Linked DNA regions of Mus musculus: all the other regions are linked to region 2. A link is a loop called in an ENCODE intact Hi-C map of the cell type or tissue named here. Cell type or tissue: heart. All regions are shown on one strand. Each heading gives the region's core, and the rest is flanking DNA. Links, peaks and the distances in the headings are about the cores only. Region 1 has its middle 20 kb from the start of Cacna1c. Region 2 overlaps Dcp1b (decapping mRNA 1B). Region 3 has its middle 30 kb from the start of Dcp1b.

The links. Hi-C counts contacts between places; a loop is a spot of excess contacts. Peaks named below come from ENCODE experiments on the same cell type or tissue, not always from the same donor. Only the 100,000 strongest peaks of a DNase experiment are listed, where the experiment ranks them.
Region 1: a loop joins it to region 2, with 2.2 times the contacts of the local background. A loop is called at or near these places in 3 of 42 quality-filtered maps.
Region 3: it touches region 2 in a loop (2.0-fold over the local background); 3 of 42 quality-filtered maps call a loop at or near these places.

Annotation. Positions count from the first base shown.
Region 1 is chr6:119,123,582-119,134,303 of GRCm38, reverse strand. It overlaps a transcript of Cacna1c not described here. Among named protein-coding and RNA genes, the nearest start is that of Cacna1c, 20 kb to the right of the region's middle. In heart, for the core only: a CTCF peak has its summit at 4,466 (motif pointing left); a DNase peak (open chromatin) is centred at 1,803; H3K27ac peaks cover 750 bases.
Region 2 is chr6:119,188,275-119,198,996 of GRCm38, reverse strand. It overlaps Dcp1b (decapping mRNA 1B), which reads right to left. Exons shown (of 9, transcript NM_001033379.3): 4 at 3-69. It also overlaps a transcript of Cacna1c not described here. Among named protein-coding and RNA genes, the nearest start is that of Dcp1b, 18 kb to the right of the region's middle. In heart, for the core only: no CTCF peak of the experiment used is centred there; DNase peaks (open chromatin) are centred at 2,366, 4,196 and 5,176; H3K4me3 peaks cover 4,760 bases; H3K27ac peaks cover 5,708 bases; H3K27me3 peaks cover 723 bases.
Region 3 is chr6:119,139,954-119,150,675 of GRCm38, reverse strand. It overlaps a transcript of Cacna1c not described here. Among named protein-coding and RNA genes, the nearest start is that of Dcp1b, 30 kb to the left of the region's middle. In heart, for the core only: a CTCF peak has its summit at 6,497 (motif pointing right); no DNase peak of the experiment used is centred there.

The DNA of each region.
Region 1 (10,722 bases), core at 1,425-9,424, 65 kb after region 2:
ACCCAACAGTCCTTTTGTAGCTTGTCTATAACGCTGAGGAACCCCAGCATTCTTCCTAAGAATTAGCTGCACTCAATTTTTTCACACTTACATCTGTTAAAGGAATATTGTCAAGACAGAATCTTTGCAGCATAGTCTCTGTGTGTATGTGTATGTGTGTGTGTGTGTGTGTGTGTGTGTGTGTGTGTTTAAATTATTCTTACTCTCATAAACCAAACACTTCATGGATAATTTTGCCAACAGCATACTTCTAAGCCACACTTATCAGACGTGCTGACCTTCTGACCCTCATTGGGAAGGTATGATTCCTGGTTTCCCCACATGTGGCCTGCCGGGGCTACAGTTGGCTTACATACAGAGCCTGGGTCCCAGCTCTGTGGCTCTAGTGGAAGGTGTCTGTCTTGCTGGTGGGTTTATTTGTGCTCATCTTTCTAGAGTCCAGGCATAGGCCCCAGAAGGGCAGAGTTGCATAGAAGGGTCAGGACCTCAACCAGGCACCTGATGACCAAAGATATGTGGTCATCATCCGCAGTGCTGAAGGGCTGACCGATGCGGTGGGGACAGACTTGCACTAGGGTAACCTCACTGAGGCAGAAGGAATCAAGCAGGTAGAGACCAGGGGAAGGCAATGGAAGCTGGAGAGCCAGCAACAGAATGGGGACTCTAAAACCACATTAGGTCATAAGACAAAGGTCTGCTGTATCCTCTCTTCCTGGATTTTATATTTTTTTCTTTGTGTTTGAGGGAATCTAAGCTCCCCAGATACAGCCCAGTCTGAGGAAGGACAACAGTGGCCCTAGACCTTCCCAGAGCGTACCCAATGAGAGTTGCTCCCGAGATATTGTTTGTGAGCTGTGACAAAAGGACACAGAGGCCTGCTGTTCATCTGTCCACGACCATCTCTGAGTTTCCTTAGCCAGAAATACCATGAAAATGCTCCCAACAATGGGATGTCTAATTTCCTCCAGAGAAGACTGCCTTATGACCCGTATTATAGCCTAGGGAGTCCAGAGGCATTTACGACTGAGATGGCGGCCTGGTTCTGATAGTGGATTAGTAGATTTCAGTATACAGAAAGAAGTATGTGGATGCTAGTTTTGGAGTAAATAGCTCGCTAGCTTCTTCTGAAGACTTTTGATTTCCAAGTTTTTGTAAAGAGTTCTCCAGATTCCGCAGAGTCTTTTTCAAGATGCTTGGAGAATCCCGGCTTCTGCAGGAACAGCTGTTTTACAGGAGTGAGAGAGCAGCAGGAGCTGTTTCTGCTCAACCCACCTATGAACATGTGATGATCATCTGTGCCATCTCTCCATATAGGGACAAAAATGTAGTATACTCTGTATGCGTGTGTGTGTGTGTGTGTCTGGGGGGGGGATGTATGCAATGTGTGGGGTAAATCATACACATATAGGCTTGTGTAGTATGTGTGTGTTTTGCATCCAGTATTTGTGTGTGATGTGTGCATGTGTTATCTTTACGTGCATATGGAATGTGTGGCATGTAATGTGTATGTGTGTGGTATGCATGTTGTATTATGTGGTGGTATGTGTGTTCCATGTACATTAAGTGGAGTGAGTAGGTTGTATGAATACTTAACATGTAAGGTATATGGTGTGTGCATATGTGGCATGTGTGTGGTGTAGTATGCGTGTGTCCTCATGTGTATCTATGTGTGACTTGGAACGAATGATGTGACCATATGCTCCCACTTGAAACTCCTCAAGCTACCAAGCCAAGCAGGGCTGACCCAGGTGACCTTGGTAGGAACTGCCAGCTTGGATCACAAAACTATTCTGGGTGCAACCTGGGGAAAACTCTTCAATCCTAAACACCCTCCACCTCTGCTTACATTAGTTCCCTTTTAGATTTTACACACGTGCACACAACAGTATGGTATGTCAGCCTCAGTGCCAAAGACGCGCACTTGCCTGAGCAGTAATTTCCCTGCCACCCACTGCTTTCTGAGTGACCCAGGGAGTCTGGCATAGCCAGCCTGGAGGCTCATCTGCATGCTTTAAGATGAGCATGTTAAGAACGGCCTCTTTTGCTCTTAACAAAAAGATTTGAGGATGAAATTAGCATCTGCTTTTGCTTCCATCGCCTCTCACTGTCACTGGAGTTGGAGCGAGGACAGTTGATGTTTCAGAATGAATGACAGGTGTAAAAGCTGGCTGGAAGCAGCAATGTTGTCAGGAGACTGTGTTTGTGGGTGTCCAGACGTGAATTAAACCAATCCATTACACTTGTTTGGTGTTCACTGGGGCTGCAATATTTTTTATGCAGAACCCGAGACACAGTTCAGTAGTGTTTATTAGCGACCTTGTCGCGTCCTCTGAGTTATGGACGAATGGCTCAGAACACGGGGGCCCAGTGTAAATAGCTGTGCCACAGTTTCTCCCTGGTCCGTATCCCTGAGGTGATGCTGCCATCTCGGGCCTGGATTTTGAAGTAGACAATGTGAATGTGGCTTTTCATATCAGCAATATTTATAGAATTCAGTCGGATTGAACAATTTCTAAAGCCCCTGTGTTGGAAATACAAGTCAGGAAGGGAGTATCTCTCATTCTACAAAGTACACCCACAAGGGCTTAGATCTCTTTGGGGTGCATTTTGGTGAATAAGGAAGGTTTACCAGCCTGGTCAGCTGATTCTCTTTTCTTCCTATTTTTTTATTTTTTATTTTGTGTGTGTGTGTGCATGTGTTCATGAGTGTAATGTATGTACATACGTGTGTATTAAGATACATGTGTATATGAAGGTCAGAGGTTGGCATTAGGTTTCTTCCTGGATTGCTCTCCACTGTATTTTTGAGACAGGGCCCCCTGATGAACCTGGAAGATTACTGACTGGCTGGACTGGCTGCACAGCGATCTCAGGGGATGCTCCCATTTCTGCGTCCTGGTGCTAAACTTACAGACCCAAACCCAGCTTCTGTGTGGGTGTTTAGGGATCTAACTCAAGGTGCTCATGCCGCTGCTGCAGGCACGTTGCCAACAGAGCCATTTCCCCAGCCTCGTCAAGCTGGGTTGAAGCTTCAGGTGTGGGTGGTAGCGTTTCTGAAAACTCCACGGCCCTGGTCAGGAGTACTCGTCTGGTATGGTAATGTGCCCACACTCTCTTTTGAGGGAGTCTTGCTACCTGGTGTGGTTGGGTCCCCAGTCCTCCACTGAGAGGATCCTGAGGGATGTGTGAGCAGGGCCTCCCAAGCTCAGCCTGTTTCCAGCTGTATTCTTGTTGCATGGATGATGGTGCAGGGACAGGCTTCTCGATCTGCCTAAACCCACATATCCTGTAAGTGACAAAGTTAAGGTTCACATCAAAGGCTATGTATGTCCCTGCTGTGTCTCCCTGGTATCTGGCAGAGAAGGAACACTTCCTGTGTGTTATGCTTGAGAGCCAATGAAAACCACAGGAAAAACTTGAAAGGAGCCGACAATCGTGGGCTGCTGTCAACATCTAAAGGTGGAAAGGCCAGGCCTGGGGACAAGATGAGGACAGCAGAGAAAGCTGATATAGTATATTATAGTACACTGTATCGTATAGTACATATGCATACTGTAATGCTCCTCTATTTTTTCATTCCTTCAGGGTAAACCCCCAAACACATAAGCACAGTGGGGTCAGTATGGTTTGCTGGGCCAGCTTCTGATTAGTTGGGAAATAGCATTTCCTAGTTTTATTCAAGTCCATAGTCTTGCACTCACCCATTCATCTACCCACTTATCAACAAATATTTCCCAAGTGCTTCCCATGAGTCAGTTTCTGGACATGCAGTGTTTGACGACTGTCCCTGTCCTCAAAGAATCCACGGCTGCTGCTAGGACATAGCACGGTGGTAGAGTGCTTGTCCCGCATGAACCAGACCCTCGATTCCACCCTGAGTGTTGGGCCTGGGGAGGAAGCTTTGACGGTCAAAGCAGAGAGCCACGTAGTCAGGAGTTTTAAATTCCATGTATAAAAATTTGCAAGGTATAGAATGTGGACAACTTCATCCAACTTGATGGCAAAGGAGATTTAGGAACATGCAAAGGAGCATGGAGGGGTCTTCCTAGTGGCTGAAGCTAGAGATCATCATGCTAAGGGAAACAGGCCAGACTCAGACAAGTATCATGTTTGTCATACGCTAAAATACATATTTAAATGCACACATATACATATACATATGAACACATGCATACGACAGGAAAGTACAATGGACTCTGAGGAGGAATTTTGAGAACTGTGAGGGGTGAGGAAAGGGCCCAAGAGAGAGGGTAGGAAGGGGAAGAGGGATATTTTAGATTTAGAGAGGCCGTGAAAGTGAAGGGATGCTGATTCCAGTTGGAAGAACTGGAGGAGAGACAGAGGACTGAGGGCGAATATGGGCAGGGTACAGTGATGTATGTGAATGAAAATGTCATTATGGAACTCATAATCCTGTGTGCTACCTAGGAGAGGAAGCATGGTCCTCTTGGTGGGTGCTCCCCCTGCTGGTGGATGGAGACCTACTTACCCCAGGGGGCAGAGTTTTCCTCTGCCCAGTCTAGGATGCTAGTGGCTGTCCCTTGTTGCTCTAGTGTCCAGCTTTAAAGTCCCGAGAATGAGCTGTCTCTCTGAAATTTTCACTTGGCCGGAGATATTCTGAATTTAAAAAATAGACGGGGGAAGCTGTTTTTTTGACTCCTACTTCGTGCTAAGCTTTGCCATTGAACACTGAAGCAAGATATGGTGTGCCTATGTTTAGTAGAGTCCTTTAATCTGCCTACAATAGCTGCTGTCTGTTGTCACATGCTAGGGGGTTGGGAAGCAAAGTGTTACAAAAGGTCCCTGGCCGGTGAGAAATAGACATTTACATTCAATTCCTTTCCCTCTACCAGAAGGTCCAGCGCAGAGTCTCCCATTGCAGGTACCTTCCCATCTCAGCCAGAGAGGGCTCTGTGGCCTCCTCCTGCCTTCTCCCCAGAATGGACTCAGATGAGCCCTAGTGGGGACGCAACCAGATTTAACCTGGGATCCCCATAGCATATGCATCTACACCCAGGTGTGATTATAGAAGCCAGAACATGGCAGGTGAGCGAATTGGCTCCTTGTTTTCCTACCTCCCAAGGCAGGCCCGTACTTAAATCATCTCAGGCAGATGGTTAACTGTCCTATTTTAACAGGTCTCCAGGGAGGAAGGTTTCAAAATTCCCTATGGCTGTCTGTTCTAGTATTTAATCATCTTTATTGCCAGCGAGTTCTCCATCCCCATTCTAAATCTCCTTGGCTGTGATTTAAGCCTTTTTTCCCTCTTGGGGTGGGGAACGCTATGGCTTTAGGGGAGGAGGCAGACTCTGTTTTTAATTTGGCTGTCTCAGGAGTCATTTATTTGAACATCCGTTGGAGTTTGTTTTCTTTGTTGGTAAACAGGATGGAGTTAGGATGGTTCTCAAGGGCTCTTCTAGCTCCCAAAGCTCCAAGTTCTCAATTTAAAGTGCTGCCCTGTGGTTGTCTGCAGCCAACCACGCTGTGGCAGGAACAGTGCTGGGCTATGTAGAAAGCTCGTGCAATGACGCGCAGTCCTGGTTCGCAACGCCTCTCACCTGTGGAGACAATGGAGCTGCATGGGAGAGCTGACAGCGAGGGACAGGGCGCTCTACTCCAGGCCTTTCAGAAGTCCCATTGCAGTTAGCTGGTTGGTAGGATAAGAATGGCATGTTTTAAAGGTGCTGCCCTGCCTCCAGCTCTATAGGACATATGAATAGCTAGTTAGGTTTTGCTCCTCTCTTCCTCTGGACCTTTGAAGAACAAATACTGGAGGAGAGTGATGCCACCAATCATTATCAGGCAATCCTTTGTTGTCCCGTCTGCTCCAAGGAAGAGATGTCCCTAGAAGCATTATGTGGCCTACAGACAGCAGGGATTAGTACAGCATGACCCCAGGTGTTGTTGGGTGGCAGTCATGCTAGGGAAAGGCTCTCACAGGAAGCAAGAGGGTGCTCAAGGCAGTTAACCCCTTTCCTGCTAGTTCTAAAAAATTCTGGTATGTGTGTCCTGAGGGCTTGCAGCACACAGCATTTGTAGCTTTGTTTATGGGCAGGGCACTTGTTTATCCTGGGCAAAGTTCTATCAGCTGAAGGGCCAAGAGCCCTGGGCCGTGCTGTAGGCAGGAGCAGATACAGGTCTGCCAATGACCCATCCTATCATGAGATGTGGTTATCTGTCAGTTGTGGTATAGTCTTACCTCCTCAAGCTCCTTAAAGGGAGAGAGGAGAAAGACCTTCTTGTTGAGTAGGCTGGCGAGGAATGTTAATCTCTTGCACACGGCAACATAGGGCAGTAGAATTCTAGTGCCCGAGCCTGCTGTCACTGACAGAAATTCGCGTGGTATTTCAGAGTTAGCTGGAGGTTAGAGTACCTCTGACCCAACCCAGTCTTGAAATTGTTCAAAAGCATGGCATTGGGTTACAGCAAGATGGCCTAGGTCCTCTGGACGTGTAATGGGGGAGAACATTGATTCCAGTGCAGACGTGGCTCTCCTGAGACGGGGGCGGGATTCTCGGCTTTGCGTAGGGATGGAACTGCTTCTGACCAGGATGCCAGCAGAGACGGATCTCTTTAGCGCCTGATTATGCTCCACTAGATCCATAGCACAGAGCTGGGAGATGCTATTGTTGAAGTCTGTGTTGTTTCTAAACATGTAGTTTTTCTTGTCTCCAGGACTAAGTGTCTGGCAGAACGGTTTTTTTTTATTTATTTTTGCTTTACTGAAAATATTTTTTTCATATAAAACATTGTAATTATGACTTTCCTTCCCTGAACTCTTCCCAGTTTCTCCCCATCTCCCCTCCCATCAAGATCTACATTCTTTTTCTGACAGAAAAATTCATAATTTCAGAGGATTCAGAACAGATAGGCTTGGTTCCTCGTGGTGCATCACCAATAGCAGCAGGTCTGTGTGGTGGAGGCTACTGTTCACTTTAAAATTGCATTTTAAAAGTGTGTGTGTGTGTGGGGGGGGTTGTAAGTCAGAGAGTAATCTAGATGACTTAGTTCCCTTCTTCTACCATGTGAGTCCTAAGGACAGAGTTCATGACCTCAGGCTTGGTAGCAAGTACCTTTACCTACTGAGCCACAGCGCTAGCCCTGTTATTCTCTTCTTGAGAGATGGGAAACAAAGAGAAGGATAGCAGAAGGGCACAGGAAGATCCATGATCCCCAAGGAAAGGCCTCTGGTAACGCCCTTCCTCCACCTTGTCCCTTTACCTACCTCCTTGTAATGGTGGCTTTCGAGAAGCAATGCATTGGCTAGGCAATTCAGAGTTCTTATGATCTACTAGTCCCTAGAAACTCAACATGGACACACCTAGAGGTATGCTTCCCTCATTCCCAGACATTTCTTTTTAAATATTATTTTTCTTTATTCTTGAATACTTCATGTATGTATGCAATAAGACATAAGCATATCCACCTACCATTGTTTTCACTTTCAACATTGTCCTCCCCCAAGCTGTCATATTTTTACTATAACCCACTAAGTCTAATTAGTGCTGCGTATATGTGTATGGATATTGGCATCTACTGGAGCATGAAAAACTTACCAGTGATGTACATTAAAATAGAAAACTATAGGAATGATTCTCCCTCCTCCGGCAAGTATCAATTGCCAATAACTCTTCAACAAGGGGTGAGGCCTAGAGAGCACCTCCTCCATCTATGCCGGAATTTTTGCTGTCTCGATCTGGTGTAGGTCGAATGATGGCAATCCCAGCTCGTGTGGATTCCTGAGTGCAGTAGCCCTGTCAACACTAGAAGTTTACACTTCACAGCATTCTTTCCACCACCTGGATCTTTCTTTCTGTCTCCTCTCCCAGCGTATTCTTTATACCATGATGATGGTGGGGAAGAGGGGTTGAGAAAGGTGTCTCACTTAAGACTGAGCACTCCATCTTGGCTCTTGGATCAGCTACACATCTCAGCATTGACTGTTGACTTCAGGACCAAGGCTATGCTGCTTACATCCTCATTTGTAGGGTCTGTCCCCTGTGGTACAGTTGATGCACTAAGGGCCACACCATTAAAGAAAACTGATTCTCCCTCCCTAGAAGCTATCAACCACCAATAGCTCCTCAGATAGAAGTGTGAGGGTGTCATGAGCCTATTCCCTCTCTGTGATGGAGTTTTTACTGGCTTGATCTTGTATGGGTCTTGTGCAGGCAACCACAGCTGCTACGAGCCCATCAGTCTTGTCGTATCCTGAAGACACCATTTTACTCTGGTTCTTGCCAGCCTCTGGCTCTTATAATCTTTCTATCACCGTCTCCTGTAATGGTCCCTGAACTTTGGGGGTGTTGTGATATAGACGTCCAACTTATAGCAGATCATTTCACAGACACTTATTCTCTGCATTGAGTGTCTGCTATGCATTGCAAAGAGATACTTCTTTCATGAGGTCCACGACCTGCCTTCATGTATGAGTATAGAGATATAAATTTAGAGGGCAGTTTGATACAAGGTCTGTTTAGCAAAATGATAGCAGTTGGTCCTTCCATGGAGCCTATGAGCTCCCCAAACAATGGGTTCTTGGCCAGATTTACAGTCCTAGGTATGCATTTCCTTCTGTGGTAGGTGGGCCTTAAGTCCAATCAGAAAGCAGTTGGTTACTACCTACTTAACATTCATGCTACTACTGCACCTATGGCATATTGCGTTACACCTGGTAGGTCAAATTGTTCATGACTGCCTTTCCCCCTACCCCCCCCCCAACAGTTAGTACAATGAAAGTTAACTATTTTAGATTAAGATTTCTGGTCATTACCAACTTGATTTCTCCATGTTCTGTGATAAAGTGTGTGGTATCATCAGTAATTGAATCTTACAATTGAGTTCTTTTGGGCAACAAAAAGCAATAGCAATATCCCGTATTGCCTTTGGAGCCTCCAGGACATTCCTTACTAACATTTGAGTAGGGTGTATCTATCCCACACCTAGCACTGAGTTTTTTATTCGTTAACCTCTGGGTTTTAAGAGGAACATTATCCTCTGTGTAGCGTATCCCCATATAAACTAGTAAGTTCCATATAGACTTTGCAAATATCTTTAGTGTTAACAACCCTTTCTCCTAGCTCTTCCTCCAACCCCTTTCCACTCAACCCTCCCTCATCCTTGAGGGGACCATTACTATTCAGAGTTATTACTGAAAGATGAATATTGATTCCTGTCATTTTATTGATTTTGTGGCATTAGTTATCCCAGTATTGTTTATTTATCTCTGTGACAGCTTTGTTCTAATTATCCTCGTCTCCTGATGAAACTATGCTTCTACTACCTTCCATGGATCTGGCTTACTGGCCATGAATTCTCTTAGTCTGTTTTTATCATGGAACATTTTTATTTCTCTTTCTATTTTAACAGATAGTTGTGCTGGCTATAATAGTCTGGTTTGGCAGTTGTGGCCTTTCAGGGCTTGGAATATATCTTTCGAGACCCATATAGTTTTAGAAGTTTCTGTCCAAACAAACAAACAAACAAACAAAACAAACAAAAAAACCCCCAACCAATCAGGTGTTAGTTACTCTAGTGGTTTGCCTTTAGAGGTGATGAGACCATTCTCTATTGCAGTCTTCAATTTTCATTCTTTAGCTTGCATTTTTGGTGTTTTAACTATAATTTGTTGTGGAGAATTTTCTCTCCTGGTCCTCTGATTTTGGTATTCTTCATGCTTCTTGTATCTGGATAATCTCTCTCTCTCTTTTTTTTAATTAGGTTTGAGAAATTTTCTTCTAGGATTTATTGAAAATATATTCTATGCCCCTGGTGTGGCAGTCTTCTTCTTCTCTTCTTCTTCTTCTTCTGTGCCTATAACTTGAAGATCTGATCTTTTCATGGTGTCTCAGAGCTGATGTCATACACTTTTTACTAATTGCTCTAACTTGTGTTCTAGCCATGTTACCCTTTTCCCACATGGTCCGTTTTCCTGGCGCAGCTTACCACTGAGCCCGTGGTTTTGTTTGTGGAGCACAGCATCTCTCCCAGTGCATTTCAGGTCAGGTTCCCCTCAGCGGTTCTCTCTTCATGTTTGGACTGATGTCCCCATTTCATCCAGCTCTTGGTCTTTGTGCTCTTGCTGTGAGCTCACATCTTTACATTGTTTGAACATAATTATAATTATGGTTTTTAAAATTTTTATCTGGAAGTTCTTCCAATTTGCTCTCATTAAGGGCCATTTCTCTGGGATTGATAATTTTGGGGAAGGACATGTTATCTTGGATTTTCTTTTTTTTTTTGTTTCTATGCTAAGACTTGTACATCTGAACCTAGTTGTCAGTTGAGTCCCCTTCCTTCATTTCTTTCCTTTCCTTTCCTTTCCTTTCCTTTCCTTTCCTTTCCTTTCCTTTCCTTTCATATTTTTTATTTTTATTTTTAAGTTCAAGTATCTTTTCTTCTTTGAGTGGAGGCATTTACAATGTTCAGGAGAAGGCTAAGCTGTAGTGGAGTTGTGAGTTAGTTTTTTCTGTGGCGTTGATATTTAGGGCAAGAGGTATGTCTTTGGCCTTCATCTGAGGGTCAGATACTACTCTGGGTCAGCACTGGTCTCTTGTCTGCAGCTTCACTGAGCACTGGGAATTGAGGAACTCCCTGTGTTTGTAGGTTTTACTCAGGGTCAGATCAGTCTCCTTCCTCGGTCTATAGCTTCCACTGCTCCTGTGTGAGCTTATGAGCTTAAATTTCAGTGAGACTATACTAACACACTAGAACACAGAATCA
Region 2 (10,722 bases), core at 1,306-9,305:
ACTTTTTCATTAGTTTTGCAATTCTCTGGCACTCTTCCTTATCATAAAACCAAATTCCATAAATGGACACTGGGGAAAAACACATCAACAAGCCGTAAGCATCCTCAAAGCACACAATGGAAGGGAACCCCCTTTCCGTCTTACAGGAAAATCCGCAATAATCAGTCACAGTGAATTCATTCGAGTGATTATTAAATAGATGAAAGCAGTCATTGGAGTCAGAGCCAGGGCTACATGAGACCCCGTGCCAAAAGGAAAAGCATGTGCTGTTAGAAGCGCTGCTGAGCGGCCTACACCCTGAAGCCTGCTTCCCTGCCTCTACCCAACAGGCAGTTGGTGAGCGCTTCATAACCAAGCGGCTACAGATTGAAAATGAGATCAGGATGCTAAACTTCTTGGCTTTGAGACGTCATTGTTTCTATGTTCCATTTGCACATCTCACAAACACATTTCATCTTTATTCTTAAATATTCAGAACCTGATGCTCATCTCATGCCTGGAACCCTCCTTCCCTCTCCCTCTCCAAGGAACACGGTAACTGAAAAACTGGCTATGAGTTATTAGGATAGGAAACTAGAAAAATATAATTTTAATAATCAATTTCACTTTAAAATGTCTGTACAGAAAATTTACAAATGTTGGAAGGTTAGGTGTGACGATGGTGTAACCATTTAGCAAGGAACGGAAAAAATACCGTTGTGGTTGATTTTAACCATTTTCCAAGTAAGCTGTCTATTAAATTTAGTGTGTACCCAGCTCTATCAGATCTATAGTACGGGTTAAGACAGTTGCAGGATACATTTGTGAGTATCTAGTTTAGGGCCTGGTCACATATGCAAATAATCACATAAATAACACATGAACTGCATGAGCACTAAACAAAACTTCATTCAAAACAACAGCAATATTATGACGGAGCAATGAAAATTAGCAAAAGGCATTTGAAAGGAAAACACCAAATTAGACCTTCAAAGCAGGGAGCTGTTGTGCATGAAGACAGCTCTGACAGGCTCACAACATCTTTTTCTCCTCACGCGTCTCACCAAGGCGCAGGATAGGACTAAGGGATAGCCAAATGTACAGGACATGTCTTTTCAATGCTATTTTAAGCAGGTATCAAAAAGAAACTTTATGAATCCAAACCAACAACTTGCCAAAAGTCATCACTGAGACTTTAAAACTTCATTTTGTACCCATCAAGTGCACGCAGAATCTTTATTTTTTAATGCTCCTCGCCTCTGGTTCACCTCTCCAGCCCCTGCATGCAGAACCATGGTCTCAGACACCTACACATGAAGAGTGCAAAGGGAGATGACGGTCCAAGCTTTCTCAACTTGGTGACTCTCTCAGAGAGAAATACACACATCCATCCTAGGGGCTCTGACAAACCTAAGGAAAATGAGAACATCAATGTCCTCAAACCGGTGTGCTGTGAGCGCTGTGCTTGCACACCAACAGAACCTTTGCATCCCGACTTACTGTGTGTGGGATCTAGGATCTCAGGGCATTTCCCACTTGCTTCCCCACAGGCTCCTGGCCTCTGTTCTTGTAAGGTCAGGCTGGATTGCCAGCACTCAGCCCTGCGAAGAATCTAAGTGTGGCTGAGTTGTTTTTTTGTTTGTTTGTTTGTTTTTTTTTTTGGATTTGTTTTGTCTTAGTCACAATAGGTGCTCTGGACGATTCGACCACAGTGAAAACTTTCCTTCTTTGGAGACTTAGTTTTCCAAAATGGCAGGTCAAGAACCTATAGTGCAACCAGACACTGAAGCCCAGCGGCAGACACCACTGGGTGTCTTACCAGGAAACTACACTAACAAGCATTTGGGTGTCATTCTTCCTCCTGTGTGACATCGGACATAAGGAACTCGAGTTCTGTAAGGGCCGGATGCCAAGGAGCTGTTGGCACGAACAAGCGCCTTTTGACATCTTCATTATCATGAGATGCTGACACACAGGTTCAGGGCAGAAAAACAAGAGAAAACTCTCAAGTGTTAAAGCAGAATGAAGAAACACGGGTTTGCCATTGTTATTTAGAACCTCATGGAGATTTATCTATGAGGCAATATGGTTTTTAACATTCACACGGGATCATCTGAAACAGCTCTTTTTATCTAGTTAATATTTAGCTTGAACATAAGGCTTAAATAGGCAGGGAGAGGGACAGCGAAAGCACACAGTTCCCAGCATTCCTGGCTACTAAAAGGAGCACCAAGATAGAGGACTGGGCCTGCACTTTCTCTCCTTAAAATAGTTTTGTAGATCAGCAGCACCGTGAATCCACGGAAGTACACATTCCAGCTCGAGTCGTCTGTGTCGTGGGCCCAGGCCCCCACCTTGACCAGGCCTATCACCCTTCCACACAAGAGGCTGTGCCAGACAGCCTGTGCTGATATACAAAGACCAGAGCTCATCAAGCCTTCAGGAGGTGACGAACTGACAGGCTGACAGAAGCCATTTGGTTCACATTTCCATCCAAGGGCTCCACTGGGGAAGGGCTTGTCTCCGCATAGGTCTGACCACAGCAGCAAAGTCAGAATGATGATGCAGCAGAGAAGAACCAAGAAAGGAGGAGTGCTTTCAGAATTCCAAATCTGAAAGCAGAAGCTCGGATTCACAGCTGAGTGACAGGGCCACATGAGACTTTACAGCCTTCAAATGTGGTCACAGAGATCGTTTGTGAGTTTTTAGAAAGTACAAGGAAAAATTACAAGTGGGATACTTGTTCAGTTGTGAAGTCAGTTGTTGGTACCCAACTGGAAGCCACAATGATTCGGGCCTTTGTTCAGCCATCCACACCCCCATACCAGCCACTCTCCAGTCACTCGTCTGAGGAAACAGAGAGGAAGTTCAAGGGCAAGGTGGTACATGAAGCTCAACTCAACTGTTTCTACATTTCTCCTGGAGGTAAGAAACCCAAAGAGGAGTGGAGAAAAAGACAAGTGAGGTGAGAGCTACCCTACAAAGTAGGGTCCTAGAAGGTTCCCTGATACACGCTCTGGCATGGTGATGCAAGCCCGTGTGTTTAATCCGAACTTCTCGTTGCATGGTTGTAATGTTCTGGCACTGTCCTTTCCATGATGCCATGTTTGGACCATTCTCCATAGAACAGCCTTTCCATGGTGACATATCTGTCTTCTGTTGTTCTTTCAACTCCTTAAGAAAGACCAGGGGAGCAGTATTTCCATATTCAATTCCGTATCTAGGGTTTGTGAGCATCTACAGGTGAGTGTGAGCGAGCTGACTGCTAGGGAATGGCAGCAAGTCTTCTTCAGTTTCTTCCGTGGGAAACCTGACAGCCAATCAAGTTGACACTTGATTGAAATGGGCCAAGTAAGTGGTCATCAGAGGCAGGACCAATGTCACTTAAATGCACCTCTGACTTCCATTGGTAGAGTGCAAAAGTTCATTTTGGATGAATTGTCACAGGACCCCTCCCTCAATCCTGTTTATGCTCCTAATAAATGTTTCTATTTAATATGACCTTAGAGATACTTACCATTTGTTCCCTAGTTTTATGCCAAGGATTTTTCAACTTGAAACTATTTAATAAGGACTTGGGCCGAAATTTTAAAAGAAAGTGTAACCTATCCATACAGTTAGCAAGTCGTATGTAAATGTGTTAATGAATGAAGAGAGCACGTTAAGTGGGAACTCTGGCTTGATTATGCTTTCTCTCCTGGAGGCACCCTGATTTTCCCTCCTTCCTTCCATCTATCCTTCCTTCTCTCCCTCCATTCTTTCCTTCTTTCCCTTCTTCACCTGCTGCTGTCTAAGGGTCTAGCCATCAGCTTGCCTTTGGAAACACTCCTCTTGTCACTAGGAACCTGGCTGACATCAGCTCTGCAACCTGGATGGGTATTTGAGGAGGACTCAAAAAAATTAAATCTCTTCAGACCCCACTTACATTCTGGTCTTTCTCTCTCTCTGTTTTTGTTTGTATGAGACAGGGTTTCTCTGTGTAGCCCTGGCTGTCCTGTCTCTGTAGACCAAGCTGGCCTCAAACTCAAAAATCTGCCTGCCTCTGCCTCCCAAGTGCTGGGACTAAAGCGTGCGGCACCACTGCCCAGCCCTGGTCTTTCTCAAATGAGTGATATAATGATCTCTAACCCGGCTGTATAATTGCTGTAAACATCTATCTGGTGGGCTTTGCTCAAACCCAGTAGTGTTTAATTTACTGTCCCGTTTACCCAGTTCAAGTGGCTGCGTGTCTGAGCAAGCTGAGGCTGCCTAGAGACGGGTGGCACACACATCCATGGCAGCCACACTTCTCAAAGACCTAATCTGCATTACAGGAGACAGACAACCTTGAAGGAGCTGCAGCCACTAGGTGTGTGGGGCTCTGTGGCCACATAAGGCTCCATGACTGAAGTCAGTCAAAGCACCCCCCGATTTTACCGATTTTCTCTAAACTATGCTCCGGCACAGCCCTCTAAATTAGAGACACAACGTCTCAGAACACCTTTCACATGGTTTGACTTGACTTCTAAGCTTGGCTATTAGGGACTGGAATCAGTCTGTGTTTGGGCTTGCTTTGATTTGTACCACGTGTTGTTTATTTGTGTATACGTGCGTGGAGGTCAGAGGGTAGCCAGCAGGGTCAGCTCTCTCCTTCAACAGTGTATACTCAGGGGATTGAACTCAGGTCAGCAGCCTCGGCAACAAGTGCCAGCCCTTTTGCTCAGAGACAGGGCTCTGTGACGTAGCCTGCGCCGCGCTGCTTTTTACTGGGTGGCTGTGCTGCCCTTGAGTCTGACTTTGTGGATTACCTGGGATTTGTATTTTTTTAGGCCAGGGTTTTCAGAATAAAGAATGTAAGGGAGTTTAAGGGAGGTAGGAAAGGAGGGAAGGAGGAAGGGAGAGAGGGAGGGAGAGAGGAAGGGAAGGAGGCAGAGAGGCCGGCCAAGAGGCTTGTATAAGCTGTGGTGTTTACAGCAGGAGCCCCTAGAGTTGCACCTGAGGGCTCTGTCCTGGCTCCATAGATGGGAAACCACGGCTGTGGCGGGTGGCTGGCTGGCCTGTGTCAGCCCCATCCGTCTGCCCATGTGGAATGCCTGGACTGGACGCTGCTTCCTTTGGTGTGCTCTTCGATGCCTTTAAAGTAATGTTCTTTCATTCACCTTCCGCTCTGGCTTTCCTGACCAAACACGGACACGTCTTGTAAAACAGCCTTTTCACGGCCTCAGAACAGCTCTCCGGAGTTGTTATCTCTGTCTCTGGGTCTGGTTCTTTTCATATGACATAGTTTTACTGCAACTCACAAATCAGCAGTCCTGATCCCATGATCTTCGGACACTGGAAGGTTCACAGCAGACGAGAAGCGGTTGCTATTTAACGGCAACTAACACTACTGAGCATGGCAGCCAACAGCAGAAACCCTGACTAGTGAAAACAAACTCCCCATTCCAAACAAATGAACCATCTCAGAGAGTTGAGGCCATTAAAGCTGAATAGTTACAAACCTTATACCCAATGCGTTATGTTCAGTTGAGTTAGCATGCATTTTCAACCATCCATAAGAACCCATGACTTTAAAAGTAAAAGATGTTTTAATTTTTAGAGTTTCATTTATAACCAGGGTTACATGTGCCATGAGACTTCCTCACTCAGAATCTCTGCCCCCCTCAATGGGGGATGACACCTCAAGGGCAGCGGAGTCGTCAGCAAACACTGACCACCTCCTTGTACTTCTCTCAGGGGGAAGTTACTTTGAGAAGTGCAGCAGCATAAAGAAATGCCCAAAGAAATGAAGATGCGGGGAAAACCGTAGATTAACTGCAATAGAAATAGAACGGTTTACTCTTCCTTGCTGACCACGTAAGGCTGTCTCCATTTTATTCATAATTTTGCTGATAATTTTCAAGCTCTGAGCCACGAATATCAAGTGGATTCCCTAACCCATCCATTCCCTATGGCTCCTATTCATCCCTGACAACCTAACCGTCACTGCTCCCAGGATAAACTGTCAATGGTTTTCTTTGCACCCAGTCTTTTTGTGTATCTTTATGCTAAAATAAAAGTCCTGCTTATGCATTTCCACATCTGTTCCCTGGGTCAGACCACAAGCTCCTGGAGGGCTTCGACAATGCAGTGCAGTGAGCTGCGTGTGCAGTCACTCAGCAAATGTCTGCCGAGTTAAACTGGCCAAAGACTTTAGTCAACCGATAACCCTTACCATGGCTAATATCCGTTCCGGCTTAATTAACCATCATGGACCAGATAGGCTGGAGTCCGCTGCCAAGTGATCTGCTCTACCAGCCAGTAGGCAGCTGTTCCTCAGAAGGCCCTGCAGTCTTCTAACTGTGCTGAGAGGTGACTCTGCTTCAAGCACTTCACTTCTCAGGTATAGGTCACAGTGACAGGACCTTGCCGTTCGATGTGCGTTTCCAGAGACGACAGTTCTATTGACGTGGCACTGGGCCGATGCACACGTACTGACTTTACGTGTGTTACGAGTACAACTGTCGTGCTTCCTGACGACTTCTCCTCCTGGCAACTGAGAGACGAAGCACATACTTCTCTTCCTTACAGATGAACAGTAGGCCTTGATATAGCAAACAACACTACACTGGCATGCTAGTCATGTGCTGTAACAGTAACCCTGAGCTCACACCCACCCAAGTCATCTTAATTATTCCCACACCACTCTGAAATGCTATTATTACAAATGAGAATCAGCAAAGGGAAATAAGTCTTACCTCATAATTAGAGTTTGTGATGCTTAAAGCTGAAACATAAAACAATATTCCTACAGGTCAAAAATTGTTCTCCTCAAAACAAAAATCCCAAAGGCACACACTTCCTCATATCTGAGTTGCATGATCTGATGAGGTGTTTGATGATAACAGGGCAGCTTTGCTGAAACAGTTGAACTAGAAACTACCTGATTACTGGACCACTTCTAAGGCTTGACACAGAGGCTATGTAGCCAGGAAGAAGAAGAGTGAATCAGAGGCTCTGTACCTCTGTCATTCTGACCTTTATCTACCGTGGACACCGGAGACACCGGAGATACCGAATGTCCCAAAGCCCTTTATGTTGAAACCAATTAGGTCATGCTTCAGGTCTGTCCTGCGATGAGGACTGGGATTGTGGACGCAATGACTCGTGGGCACTTTGTTTTCTTTCTCCTGAGCACTTAAGACTGTAGAACAAACACAAGATTCCTTCTGCAATCAGTTAACCTTGATTCCAGAACACGATTACTTGAAATTATCTTGTGATTCCTGAACAAAAATAAGCAATATAAAAATAGAATGCAAAATGTACACCACCACTCTGAAGCCATGCTGCCCACTCTCTGAATGCCGAGGCAGGGAGACTGAAGGATGCTTCTCCCACAAAGCACGGAGCAGAGTGTTTGGGAAGACAGTTTTTCTCTGCCAAGATTTAGGCTTTTATCATATCAAATTTGGCTCTCTAAAACAAAATATAAAATATTGTACAACCACAAGCCACAAACGCAGCATATGAATCAAAAGAGCATCCTATGTGAATGCTTACTTCCTTGTATGCCAAGAACCACACATCTGCATGGCTGAGGGGAGCAAAGTGGCTTCACCTGACAGAGGTTACTCCACAGTAGCTGGGGGTTAGCTGTGACGGATGATTTCGGCTCATGGATTCTTTCTTACCCAAGCATCCCATATTATTCCATGAGTGAGCATGTGTATACATGAGTATACACACACACGTAACCTAGCCATTAAATTCTGTAAGTTCCCCCTACCCCCCAATGAGTCCCCCTAACAGTCTACAGTGGAAGTGCAGAGTCCTTAGGCTGGGTGTCTGGATAAGCAGTGTGGCTTGCTCAGGTGGTGTGGGGTGCAGATAGGAACCTGTTTCCGGAGCTATCAGATGTTTTAACTCAATGTATAGAAACCAAAATTATGACATCCAGTACTCAAAAAATGAAATATTGCCTTACTTGACATCTTCTGGAGTTTTCTGTAATTGACAGAATGCCAGTTTTTACATAAATCGTATCCTTTAGAGTTTAGATCCTTTCAGCATGAGCAGAGTCCTGACTGAATGAGCGGTGACTCTGGATGTAAGGTCCAAGTGACAGGTTCATCCCTTAAGTCAAAGGAGGCGTGCAATCCTTTGTCACTTACTAAAGGCTATCAGCTTTGTGCACAGGGCCATAGGAAGTGGCTGCCTCTCCCTGAAATGGAAATGGTGGCTTAAAGACACAACTGAGATTCTCTGACCAAATCATGAGTTTTGATTTAAGGGAACTTCTTTTATTAAGAAGTTCACCACAGTCCTTGAAGGTTACCAAGGGCGGCAATCACACACACCACATGCAGTAAGAGCCTGGATTTGTAAGGTTCCTATTCTTACCAAACACAAAATGTCAAGGTCTTTGTCTCCTGCTCTACATTATTTGTGCTTTGGCTGAGTTTCCCATGAGCATCTTATATTACTAGAGAGATCTGGAAGAGATAAGCATGCTATTCTTATTCTTGCAAATATCAAGTTTCTGTCTAAAACACTTTCAAGGTTTGATGCAAGGACTTCCAGCCGTCTCATTACTTTAAAGGTGTGTGTTGGCCTTAGATGGCTTCAGAGCTCTCTACAGCATCTCTAGAAGTTAAGTCTGTAAAATGGTGTGCACAGATATTCTGAGGGTGAAACATGACACATGATACCTGGTACATGGAAGAGGGGGAGGAGGATGGTGGGAGGGAGGGAGAGGTAAATAGCAGTCAGATTCTATGGCCCAAAAAGGGCTACAAATTATTACTCGAGATGGCTGGAGAGAAGAGCATTTGTTGCTCTTACAGGAAGAGGTTCAGTTCCCAGCACCCACATGGTGGTTCACAACTACCTGCAGTACAAGTTCCAAGAGGATCCAATACCTTTTGCTGACCTGTATGGGCACCAGGAATGTACATGGTACACATGAATGCAGGCAAGCTATTCATACACATTAAAATAAATACATCTAAAAACTAAAAATTTACCATTTGAGAATATCAACATAGCAGCAAATATCCTAAGATGGAAAATGTGAGCACAGCTGTCTTGGTGGTGCCAAGGCTCGCATTCCCTTTGTAGTGTTTCCCTAAGCCTGCCTGTTGACCTTTCAGCTGCTTTTACTTATTTTTATTTTTTAAGATAGGGTCTCTCTGTGTAGTCTTGCTTGTCCTAGAACTCCCTCTGTAGACCAGGCTGGCTTCAGTCTCCCAAGTGCTGGGATTGAAGGTGTGTGCTGCCACCACCCACCACCCGGCTTGGGCTAGAGGTAACAAATCTCACGGCTTCAGAACCTGCTGAGCTGCAAGGCTTTTATTCCTGTAAACGTATTGAAATCCAGAAGGCTTAAGAAGCCTAATTCCCATTGCAGATGCAGAGGCAGGTGGACCTCTGTGAGTTTGAGGCCAGCATGGCCTACACAACAACAATCAGGGCTACACAGGGAAACCCTGTCTCAAAAACCAAACCAAATCCGTGAGGGGACCACACAGTTCAGCCTTGCTCAGTGCTCTATATTAGTGTAGGAGGCAAGGTTGTCTCTTTGACACGAAGTGAGGAATATGAAGAATTTCTGAAAGCTGGGCAACCCTGTGGCCATTATAGAGCAATCACTCCATGCGGAATATCTTCAAAGCTTTGTCTAAAGCACATTGAAGATTAGAACACCAGACAAAATCATTAGGCCTATCTCACACTCACACCCACCCACCCACACATCCCAATTCTGCAATGGATACAAATGATTTGGGAATTACTTTAAGTCTGCGTGTCTATTTCTTATCTGGATCCACTTGTTTTCCAGGCCCATGTAGAATCACAGAACGCAATTAAAATATAAGATACAGTCTCTGTTCACAAGAGACTTGAAATTGATTACTGATGCCTACAAAGCAACTTACTGATTTATGGTATGATAACGGCAGAGCAAAGGTCTCATAGAGACCGTTAGAGAGTGAGCAACGCTTCTTCCAAGTTATGCCCAACCTTTACTGTAAACTTGACTTTCTTACTGCTGATTGTGTGTGTGTGTGTTACACAATTTAGCTAAAGCTCTGGGATAAATTAAAGTATATTCTTTGTAATAGCCATCAAGAAAATACTTAAAATTACAGAAAATTGCATCTCTGCTAGAAATTAACTATTTAAAAAGTGAATTTTGGACAAAAAAAGGCAAAGAGTCAATGAAGATGATAAGGAAGACATGGGTCTCACCTGCTCTTCCTAACCCTAGCATATAACTCACATTACTGGGCAATTAATGCAAAAAGTTCACCAGGGGCCTGGGGTGAGTGCTTGTCCACCATGCCCAAGGCCCCGAGGTTCATGGGAGAGGGTAAGAGGAGCGGAGGAAGAAGGGAGCAAGGGGCAAGGGAGGAAGGGAGCAGAGGGAGGGAGGGAGGGGAGGGGGAGTTTTCAGTGTATAGATCTATTTTTCCGTTTCCTAATCGACACTGGCTTTGCACTGACAGCGAACCGCATGTCCCTTAGGAGAAATGCTTGGGCCAGCATGCTTCAGTTTTCAGAGGTTTTTGTTATTGTTGTTGGAATATTTTCATAGACTTCACCTGTAATTCAACCTGACATTCATCTGTAACTCTCCAATCTGAAAAAAATTAAAACTTGCACTTGATCTTAGCCCAATTGAGAAACAATGGAAAATCCCAAATCCAAATCTTGGTACTATCATTTCAACACTTAAAACATTTTGGACTTTTTATTCTTTCTTAAAATGTATGTCTATGGGTG
Region 3 (10,722 bases), core at 1,803-9,802, 49 kb after region 2:
TAATTTATTTCTTCTTGGTTTAATTTTGGTATGTGACATATATCTAAAAATTTATTCACTTCTTTTCAATTTTTCAGCTTAGTGGAATGTTTTTGTGATTTTTTTTGAGTTTCATTGGCATCGTTGTAATGTTTCCCTTTGTATGACTATGAATCTTCTCAAGTAGTAGGTTTCCATATGGCCTTTAGTCTATTTTTTATTATGGAACACTTTTATTTCTGGATAGTTTTTCTAGGTATAATACCCTGTGTTGATAATTGTGGTCTTTCAGGGCTTGGCATATATCTTCCCAACACTTCTGGCTTTGAACATTTCCATTAAATAATCAGGTATTAAGCCGGGCATGGTGGTGCACGCCTTTAATCCCAGCACTCGGGAGGCAGAGGCAGGCATATTTCTGAGTTCAAGGCCAGCCTGGTCTACAAAGGGAGTTCCAGGACAGCCAGGGCTATACAGAGAAACCCTGTCTCGACCCCACCCCCCCAAAAAAAATCAGGTATTTTTCATGTAGGTCCATATTGATAGGCAACTTGACCTTTCTCTCTCAAAGCTTACAATACCCATTCTTTATTCTGTGCTATTAGTGTCTTAACTATAATAGGTTGTGGAGGGGTTCTTTCTTGGTTCTCTCTATTTGGTGTTCTGCATTCCTCTAGATTATATCTTTCTTTGGGTTTGGAAAATTTTCTTCTATGATTATACTGAAGATATTTTCTATGCCTTTGGTGTGGTATCCCCTTCTTCCATGCCTGCGATTTAAAGAATTTGTCTTTTTATGGTGTCCCAAAGCTCTTTCATGTCTGTTCATATTTAAAAAAAATAAATGACCATTCTGATTCAATTCCTCTGCTTTGCATCCACCTCAGATACTGTTCTCACACTATCTATTCCATTCATGAAGTTTTCTACTGAGAGTTTTGTTTAGATTTACTGAGTTTTTCATTTAGAGTTTCATTTCAGTTTGGTTTTCTTTACTAGTGCTGTCTCTTTATTGGATTCTACTTTCACATCTTTGATTCACTTCCTCATTTATTCAGCTTTTTGTTTTTGTTATTCTTTTGAGGTATATTCATATCTTCCTCAAGTTATTTGAATGTAGTTATAATAATTTTTATGAATTTGGTCTAGAGTTTCTTTCAGATCATTTTCATTGAGGTCCATGACTATAGGATTAGACATTTTTGAAGGGGCTAGGTTGTTGTGGCTTTTTATGCTATTTTTTTTCCTATGCTAGGACTTGACTATCATGAGTAGTTGAGTGTGTTTTTTTCCGTTATCCTTTCTTCCATTCTCTTTTTTCTTTTCTTTTCTTTCTTTCTTTCTTTCTTTCTTTCTTTCTTTCTTTCTTTCTTTCTTCCTTCCTTCCTTCCTTCCTTCCTTCCTTCCTTCCTTCCTTCCTTTCTTTCTTTCTTTCTTTCTTTCTTTCTTTCTTTCTTTCTCTTTCTCCCTTTCTCTCTTTCTTTCTTCCTTTACTGTAGTTATATATAATATTCAGGAGGAAAAGTGGTAAGAGGGTTGAAACATTGTTTTTCTTTATAAGATCGATATTTGAGGGATGTGAGTCCTATACTTAGTCTCCTTTTAATAATCAACTACTATTTGTGATAATAGTCACTAGTCACAGGATGGTACAGCACTCATTTGTCCTGTTCTCTGCCGCCAGATGACTTTTCCACCTACATATACTACCTTGAAAAGGCTCTGATCAACTGAAGTTTAGGAGTATAAGATTCCTGAAAGTCATGTTTAGAGTTGGAAGGCCTAGGGAGTAATGCTATATGTTTATAGTTCTCAAAACCTAGTTTAATAAGGGTACATAAATGTTTTAACCTCTCTCCTAGTCCACCACCCACCAGAGGTAGTGGAAAGGAAAGGTTAGTATAGGAAAGGAAGATGTTGGCTCTTTTAGAATTAGTTCTTTGGAGCTAATCCAATCTGCACTGTCAAGATATCAGCAGTTCAGTGCACACAAATCAGTAGCAGTATCTAGATCCACTCGCAAACACCATTCAGAAATCAGCAAAGGCAATTCAATCCAGAAGAAATCTTGAGACTGTCAATTGGCCCAAGTCCGAGGAAGCAGCAAGAAGCCAATGGAACACTGCCAGAAGTTCTTTGATTCATTTCTCTGTATGAAGTCATGACAATGATCAGCAAAGAGTGGCAAGGTGAACCAATACCACAGTGTCATCTACTGCCTGTTGGGTTATATTTATACCCTTTCCAAACATCTTGGGTTCTCTCAAGCATCCACTCTAGCAAAATATCACATGCCCTTTGCCCAGGCAACTTCCAGAAAAAACACCATGTGTCTGTTCTCAGCAAAACATCCTCTCATAAGAAAATTTCCAGCAAAACATGACACAGTGAGTCTCAAAAAAAAAAAAAAAAAAAACAAAAACAAAAACAAAAACAAGCAAAAAAAAAACCTCAGAAATTTCCACTTCAGGTTACTTTAGCAGAATGAGGAATGAGTCCCCAAGGAATTAAAAACCTTGTGGGATGGTGTCTTAGTTAGGGTTTTACTGCTGTGAACAGACACCATGACCAAGGCAACTCTTAAATGGACAACATTTAATTGGGGCTGGCTTACAAGTTCAGAGGTTCAGCCTATTATCATCAAGGCAGGAACATGGCAGCATATAGGCAGGCATGGTGCAGGAAGAGCTGAGAGTTCTACATCTTCATCTGAAGGCTGCTAGCAGAATTCTGACTCCCAGGCAGCTAGGGTGAGGGTCTTAAAGCCACAGTGACAAACCTACTCCAACAGGGCCACACCCTCTAATAGTGCCACTCCCTGGGCCAAGCATGTACAAACCATCACAGATAGGAAGGAGTAAAACCAAACTCATGGTGCAGTAAGATGGGATATCAGAAGATCTGGGCAGCCTATGGTATAGAAAGGAGTGGACCCTAGCTGGTGGCATAGGGGCATGTGATTGGCAGATCAGGGGCGTGAAATCATGGAGATGCTTCCTGACCTATGGAGTGGGAAGGGGAAGGTCCTATCTGGACATAAGGGGATACAAAATGCCAAGAATCCAGATGGGTTGGTGGTACAGAAAAGTAAGACTCTGGAGAAACTGATCAAGAAGTCTAGTGACCTTGGGGCATAAGAAACCAGGTAGCCAGGCAACCTAAGAAAGCTGGTTTTTACATTTATTATGTATTTATGTGTGTAGGAGGATGTAACACACACAGCACAGCATGTGAGTGGAGATCAGAAGGTAGCTTTCAGAAACTGGTCCTCTCTCTCCCTCATATGGACTCCATGAATCTAACTCAGTGTTGGTAACCAGGATTAGTGGTAAAAGCCTTTACCCATTAAGTGTTCTCACTGGCCCAAGCTTGCTGCCCTTGTATCTATCCTTGCTATTACTTGATCTCATAATGCTAGTGCGTTCATCAGTGAGCGTGGAAGACATTTGCAGCAACACAGGATTATTTAACCAACTATAGATACAAAAGATATAAGTACTTCCGAGAACAGAGATGATGCTAAGATGCAGTGAAATAGCAAGTGATGAAATTTTGAGTAGTTCTATCTTATATTCCTAAAGTAAATCAATTGATTTTAAGTTGGTATAATTTCGTTTTTGTTCTGGCTCACAGAAGTTCTGAAAATTTAAGTGTTCTCTCACAAGCTAGTATAAGCTGGTGCCAGTATATCACTGCTAAGAGAAGGAAGCTGGGATAAAGTTGAAGGATAATACCCTGTATAGCACCAAGCATAGGCATTGCACACATCAGTGGCTGATGTTATAGACATTGTTTCTATATTGAGCATGATTTAACTGATTAGAGAAGAAAATAGTTTAGTTGGACTGATTGGCAGACAATTGAACTTACTATATGGTAAATATGACTTTTAAAATATAGCATTAAAATTTATGCTGAAATAGAACTATCTTAGTAAAAACAATGGAGATTTCCTCTCAACATAATGTTTGGGTATGCTAGTTATTTGTCTTGTTGCTGCAAAGACAAAACCCACAAGACAAGCGGTGAAAGGAAGGAAGGATTTACTCTGGCTTACAGTTACAGGGGATATATTTCGCCAAGATGGGGAAGGCATGGCCTCAGGAGTGATAGAGCATCTGATCACATCGTGTCTCCAGTGAGGGTGCAGAAAATGAACAGGAAGTGGATCAGGATATAAAATGACAAGGCCCGCCCCCAATGACCTACTTCTGGGGGTGGGAATCAGAAGCCAAACTGGGTGATTCTCTAGTCACTGTGTGTGTGTCTTCCAAGGCCCTGGGTGGTATGGAATGGAATGGTGGGCACAGGAAAGGGAAAAACAGAGGCCATGCCAGCTGGAGGTCAGAGAAATTCACTTGGTTTTCTCACAGGCTAGTATATAGTACTCATGATGTGCTAAATATTATTTGATAGGAAATATGTACCTTAAGTGTGTTTATCATTTACCATATAATGACATCTCTAAGATGTAAATGGTAGGGTGGTTTTAAGTTTCTTTTTCTTTAAAAAAATCTTTAAAATAGTTTTCTTTGTTGTGCGGGTATGACGTGTATGAATGCAGGTCTTTGTGTGCTTTGGCTTGTATGCAGAGATCAAAGGACAACCTGGGTTGTCAGTCCTCACCTCCCACTGTTTGAAAGTCTCTTTGTATTTTAGGTTCTGTTTTCCAGGCCAGCTGGTCTGTGAGGCTCCAGGATTCTCTGTCTCTACATCTCACCTCACCATAGGATGGTGGGTATTACAGGTACATCAGACCGTGTGGATCCCGGGTATCTAAGCTCAGGCCCTCACATTTCAGAGCGAGCACTTTCCCCTCACAGAGCCACCTTCCAGCCCACATTTGTTTGCCCCGTACTCCTTACACTTTGCAGAGAGAAGACACACTTTTGCAAGGTTCTCTTCCTGTTGTTTACCAAGAAGCATCGTGATGCAAACGCGGAGGGCAAGCTTCACAATAGTTTTGGACACAATATAAAGGGAGTAGGATTTTTTTCAGGGCTCTCCCAATTACCCCCCCCCAAACACACACTAAAAGACAAACAAAATACAAGACTAGAAACCCACCAGCGAATGTCCTTAGAATAACCTCATAAATCAGTCCCTGACATTATCCAGATCTTTCAGCTGCTACACCAGTGAAACCCAGAGAGATTAAACACCCAGGGTCACGAGCCACAGGGGCTGCCACAGGTGCCAGGGTTGTCTGTCTCTGCACGACACCGCAGTGCGAGTTCCTTCCTTAATGAATCTGCTAAGCAGACTAGGTTTCCTGAGGTGAGGATGAGAGAAGGAGGTTTGAGCACCAGGCACAGGTGGACTGCACAGGGTGTGACAGAAGAAAACCTCGGGCTTCCTGAGCCTGGCTCTATGCTTGGCTGTAGTGGAGTGGTGGAGCAGGAAAGGAGGGAAGACAGAAGGCTGATTTGGTGGAGGGCCATGGAAGGAATAAAATTAGTCACTGTAGCTACAGAATAGAAGCCCTGAAACTACACAGAATCTATAGAGTCTCAGGGTGGGAAAAAACTTGAGAGCCATCTGCCTAATACATAAATTTGCTCTGCATATTGACAAGGTGGTGGCTCAGCCTCCTTGGATGCCCTTGCAAATGGAGAACTCATTAGCTTCTTTCCGCAGATGGCACAACAGAAAAGTCTTCCCCATGTGGAACCTCAATTTGCCAACTAGTAATTTCTACTCTGGCCACGAGTGAGTTCTTGGGTCATACACAAGCTTTTTGCAGAGCAGTCCCTTGGACCAGATCACCTATGGAGACCTTGTTTAGTGGTCACCGACAGGCTTCCGGGGCATTTCTTTATCCACTCTAGCTACTATAGCAGCCGGTAAGGCTGATTTTTATGTGCTTCATGTCAGTGGCTTTGTGTAAATCTATTTTTCAATATTGATGATTGAAACGAAGGCAAGTAGTGCTAAGACCCAGCTACGTGCACAGGCCCTGCTTTTTCTACTTAAAAAAAAAAGGTAGAATTTTAGTTAATGGGAAGATTTTAAAACATGAAAAGACCAGACTGACCCTGAACCCACTCTGTAGCCCAGATAGACCTTAAAGAATGTGATTCTCCTGCCCCAGCTTCCGCTGCTGAGATTCTATGCCTGTGCCACCCAGCGCAACTTGTATACATTTTCTATGTCATCATTTCTGTACCACAGTTGTGCCAGATGAGGATCAGAGTGCTTCTATGCCTTGCTCAGGGTCACTTGGAGACTTTGCATGTGTAGCAGTCTGGACTTGTGTACAGGCAGGTTCACCTTTTGGCTCTTTTGTGCTGCTACAATATAATTGTCGGTAGGTACAAGACTAGGTACCTACTAGGTAGTTTACAAAGAATATAAATTTATTCTTACAGTCCTGGGAGCCAAAGAAAATCCAACTTTATGGTGCCATAGGCTGGGGTAGGTACAGTAGGTGCATCACATCTCAGAAGGTACTAAGACAAGAGAGTGCAAAGCTACTCTACATCGATTCTCACTGTGACCTTAGTCCACCAGGGGGTGTCACTTTCAAGACCTAAGCGCTCCACGGGCACATTTGGAGGATTAACTTTCCAATGCATCAATTTTTGGGAACACATTCAGCTCATAGCGAGTACCTAAAAATAAAACATCCATTTTACCTAGCATAAAAAGAGGATGCTCTGGAAGGTAGGGACTACCCTGTGCTTGTAGCTTGTATAGTCCCCTCTAAGAAGGGCTTCACATTGGGTTCACACCCTGATACCCAAGTCTGGAAATGCTTAGTATAGTTTGAACAAGGAGTCTTAAAGTTTCATTTTGTACCGAGACTCAAAATGATTACCTGTTCTTGGTCTACTGTGGAAAAGAAGGAAGAAAGCGATCAGGCTGATGAATAGCCCCTCTTTTGGCAGTGCACTGCATCTAGTGTTCTGCAGGTTAATGTATGTCTGAGTCATCTTTCAAACCCACACCTCATTCAGTGGCTCCTACTTCTACCACCGAGGAAATCCTGGGATGGGAGCTGCAGGGTTAGATCACGGCGCAGCAAGTCTTTCCTTCCCTGTATCCTCAGTTCCATGCTGGGGACAGGCTCAGTTCTGGCAACAAGACTTTCATGTTTTTTTCTTTTTCTTTTCTTTTTTTTTGGTCACTTTCTAGTTCTTTAACACCACGTCTCCTGTAAAATGAAATGTATGGACACAGAATAGAAATTAGAGTTTAAGATCTTCTCAGGAGGGATCTCTACCTGCTGAGGGAGCAATTCCTCATGGCTTCTCTCTCTCTCTCTCTCTCTTCTACTTTCCTCACTTGCCCCTCCTCTCTCTTCCTTCCTCTCCTCCCTCCCTCATTCCTCTTCTCTTCTTTTTTTCCTTCTTTTCTTCCTCTCCCTCACTCTCCCCCTCCTCTCCTTCCTCTCTCTGTCTCTTTGACTCTGTCTCTGCCTGCCTGTCTGTCTCTTTGTCTATGTCTGTTTCTGTGTCTGTGTCTCTGTCTCTCCCCTTCCTCTCTCCTCTCCCCCCCCCTCTGACTCTGTCTGTCTCTCTTTGTCTCTTTCTCGCTCTGTAGGGTACCCTGCTTCTAGGCATCCCTGTAGACTCAGTTTGGTCAGTGTACACTGCCCAAGGCTGACAAGGCACACATCCACCCAGCCCTTCTTTACAAGCCCAGTCCTTGTCACTACTACTGCTGGCTCGGTGTCACCTTGATTACAGATTCTGTCACAGTGTCAGGTGGGTATTTGGGAGAGAGAGAGAGCACTGGGATGGGGCAGGAAACATGGGTTTCTACCCTGGTTGATCTTTCCAGAGTGGATGAAGAGGTCAGAGTAGGCAACAGCCAAGGCCTTTTCTTGGTACCCAGCACAGAAGTTTGCGAGGCTTTGTGGCAGGGACTGGAGAGATGCTGAGTTCATGTTTCCTTCTCTTGGCTCAAAGGAAACAGACTCAATCAATCAGGGTGTATTTGTTGAGGTCTTTTAATTGACTACATTGTGAGCACTATGTCGGAGTGATAAGTGGCCTATCCAGGCACCAGGAGGCTCATTGTGAGGAAAGTGCACGTGGCTGATCTCCCAACCTTCACTTATCCATGGAGCCATCTCTGTCCAGGCATTATCCTATCCACAACATCCTTAGAAGAGGGATACAGACTCAGCTGCTGTAATACTGGACTGACTAGTCAGCTCTTTGTTGCTATCAACAACAACTGCCTGAGATAATCAGTCGAGAACACTGGACTCACCATTTTGAGGTTGTAGTTTGTGTTCAATTGATCGAATATTAATTGATCCCATTGCTTTGTGGCATCACATAGTGGCTGGAGTATGTGGTAGAACATGCTCTCGTGGTAAGAAAGTGAAGAGGAAGAGGCTAGGGTGCCATCAGTGCTTTCAAGGTCATATCCCCAGCGTCCTGAAAATGCCTCCTTGTTCTCTTAAAGCATCTAGCATTGCCCAAAAGGGTTATGCTGAGTATTCCATATCCAAATCATACCTTCTAACCTATATTCCCTGCATGCTTTTTTTTTTGTTCTGTGGCTGTATCAAAAAGAGGGAGATCTACTTTGATAGGAATAATTAGTCCTTATTTAAATTCAGAAAGGAAAACGGACCATCAACCACATAGAAACCTGTTCCACGGCTCTATGTTTCTTGCACCATCTGGAGAAGCTGATTTAAGAGGTACCTCAGCAAAGCTGAGGCAGTGCCAGCTGATCTCCTGTCCCATCCCAAGCCAACATCAGGTCAGCAAGTGTGTTAGTTAGGGTTCTCCAGAGGAACAGACTGTCTGTCTGTCTGTCTGTCTGTCTGTCTGTCTCTGTGTTTATTAGATTGGCTTACATAATTAAAAGCTGGATAATACAATACAGATACCTCGCATGCTGGGGAGCCAAAGAATCTGTTAGCTTCTCAATCTAAGAAACTAGAGGGCTGGTGAGATGGCTCAGTGGGTTAGAGCACCCGACTGCTCTTCCGAAGGTCCAGAGTTCAAATCCCAGCAACCACATGGTGGCTCACAACCATCCGTAACGAGATCTGACTCCCTCTTCTGGAGTGTCTGAAGACAGCTACAATGTACTTACATATAACAAATAAATAAATCTTAAAAAAAAAAAAAAGAAACTAGAAGCTCCAAACAAGGGAGGCCAAAGATGCAGTCCTGGTCTGAGGCTAATAGCCCAAGAGCTCCCTGAATAGTTGATAGCATCATCTGTGTGATGCTAGCTTTGTAGACATGAAGAACACAAGAGTTACAGGGTCATGGAGGGTTCTACTTAGAATGTCTGGGGGTGGGGTGGGGTGTCTAAAAATGTGTGGCAGGGTTAGAATTCTTGCAGACAGCCCCCAAGAGAGCAGATGTGTGAAGCTATGAGGATGGGGCCTAAGTTAGAGTTGAAAACTGTGGTGTTTTTAGGGAAAATGACCCCCATGGTATTTGACACTTGGTCCCCAGTTGATAGTGCTGTTCAGATGCTATTGGATGTTTAGGACATGGAGCCTGGCTAGAAGAAGTACATCTCCAGGAGCCAGATTTGGGCGTTTATAGCCTTCCCCAGTCCTAGTATGCTCTCCACTTTTTGGCCTCAGTTGCAGATGTTATCTGTCAGCTTCCTGCTCTGGCAATCTGCTTTCAAGCCTCCCCTCCTGTTATGGACTCTCCCTCTGGAGCCATAAGCCAAATCATAATACTATTTATTCCATAAACTGCTTTTGGTCATGGTGTTTTATCGAAGCAACTAGAAGTAACTGCGGGGGATTAGAGATGCTGAGAGCAAGGTGTATGACCTGAGGAAGACTGTAACTGCTGAGCAGGAGTAAGGCATGTGGGCTGCAAGTGGCAAGGCCACACAGGGTGGAGGTCACCTAGTCCTTTGGTGCCGGTACAAGGCCAGCTTGGTGGAGCTACAGGGTTTACTGATTGCCCTGCTGGGTTTGGGTCTTGAGTTGGTCTAATCTTTCCTTACTATTTTCCTATTCATCTCTTTTGGTGTGGCAATGTTTCTTTGGTGTCATTGACTTGGCAGTATATGAATTGTTTTGTGGTTTTTCTTTTTTAAAAAAGAGATTCATAGCTAAGAGTTTGCTCTGAGCCTCAAGACGTTTTGGATTTGGATATTTGAACACGACGAAAACTGCCAAGACTTCTGGAGATGGAAGTTGTACACTTATGCTTGTATTTATAATGGTCACGTCATGCAAAATTGTGACTTAGTCGTTGTCTTTACTTGGGGGATGACGTACGATATAAGGAGTTGTGTTGAGGTGTTGAGTTGCCAAAGGGCAGATTTATGAAGGTTGACCTTGACTGCCAACTTCACTGAACTGAGAAGTTTAGGCAATTAGTAAAACACACCTGGGGGGGGGGAGTACCTTCGAGGGTGTTTCCAGAGAGGATTAACTGGGGGATTGGGGTGGGAAGACTAGTATTAAATGTAGGAGGTACCATCCCATAGGCAGGGTCTCCCATGAAGCTTAAGGAAGAAGCGTGGGAGGCCAGGTGTTCTGTCTCTGGTTCCTGACCATCACGTAGTGACCAGCCCCCTCTGTGCATGCGTTTGCTTCTGTGATGCTCAGCCTCACCTTAGGGCCAAAGTGACAGGGCTAGAGGACCACGGGCTAACGCCTCTGAGACCCTCCACTAGAATAAATGTTCCTTCCTCTTAACTTGTCTCCTCAGGTGCTTGCCCCAGTAACCAAGAGTTTGACCAATACAGCAAGTGGCACAGATGCTGTGCCTGTGAATATGGGGACAATGGTCCCGTGTTCCC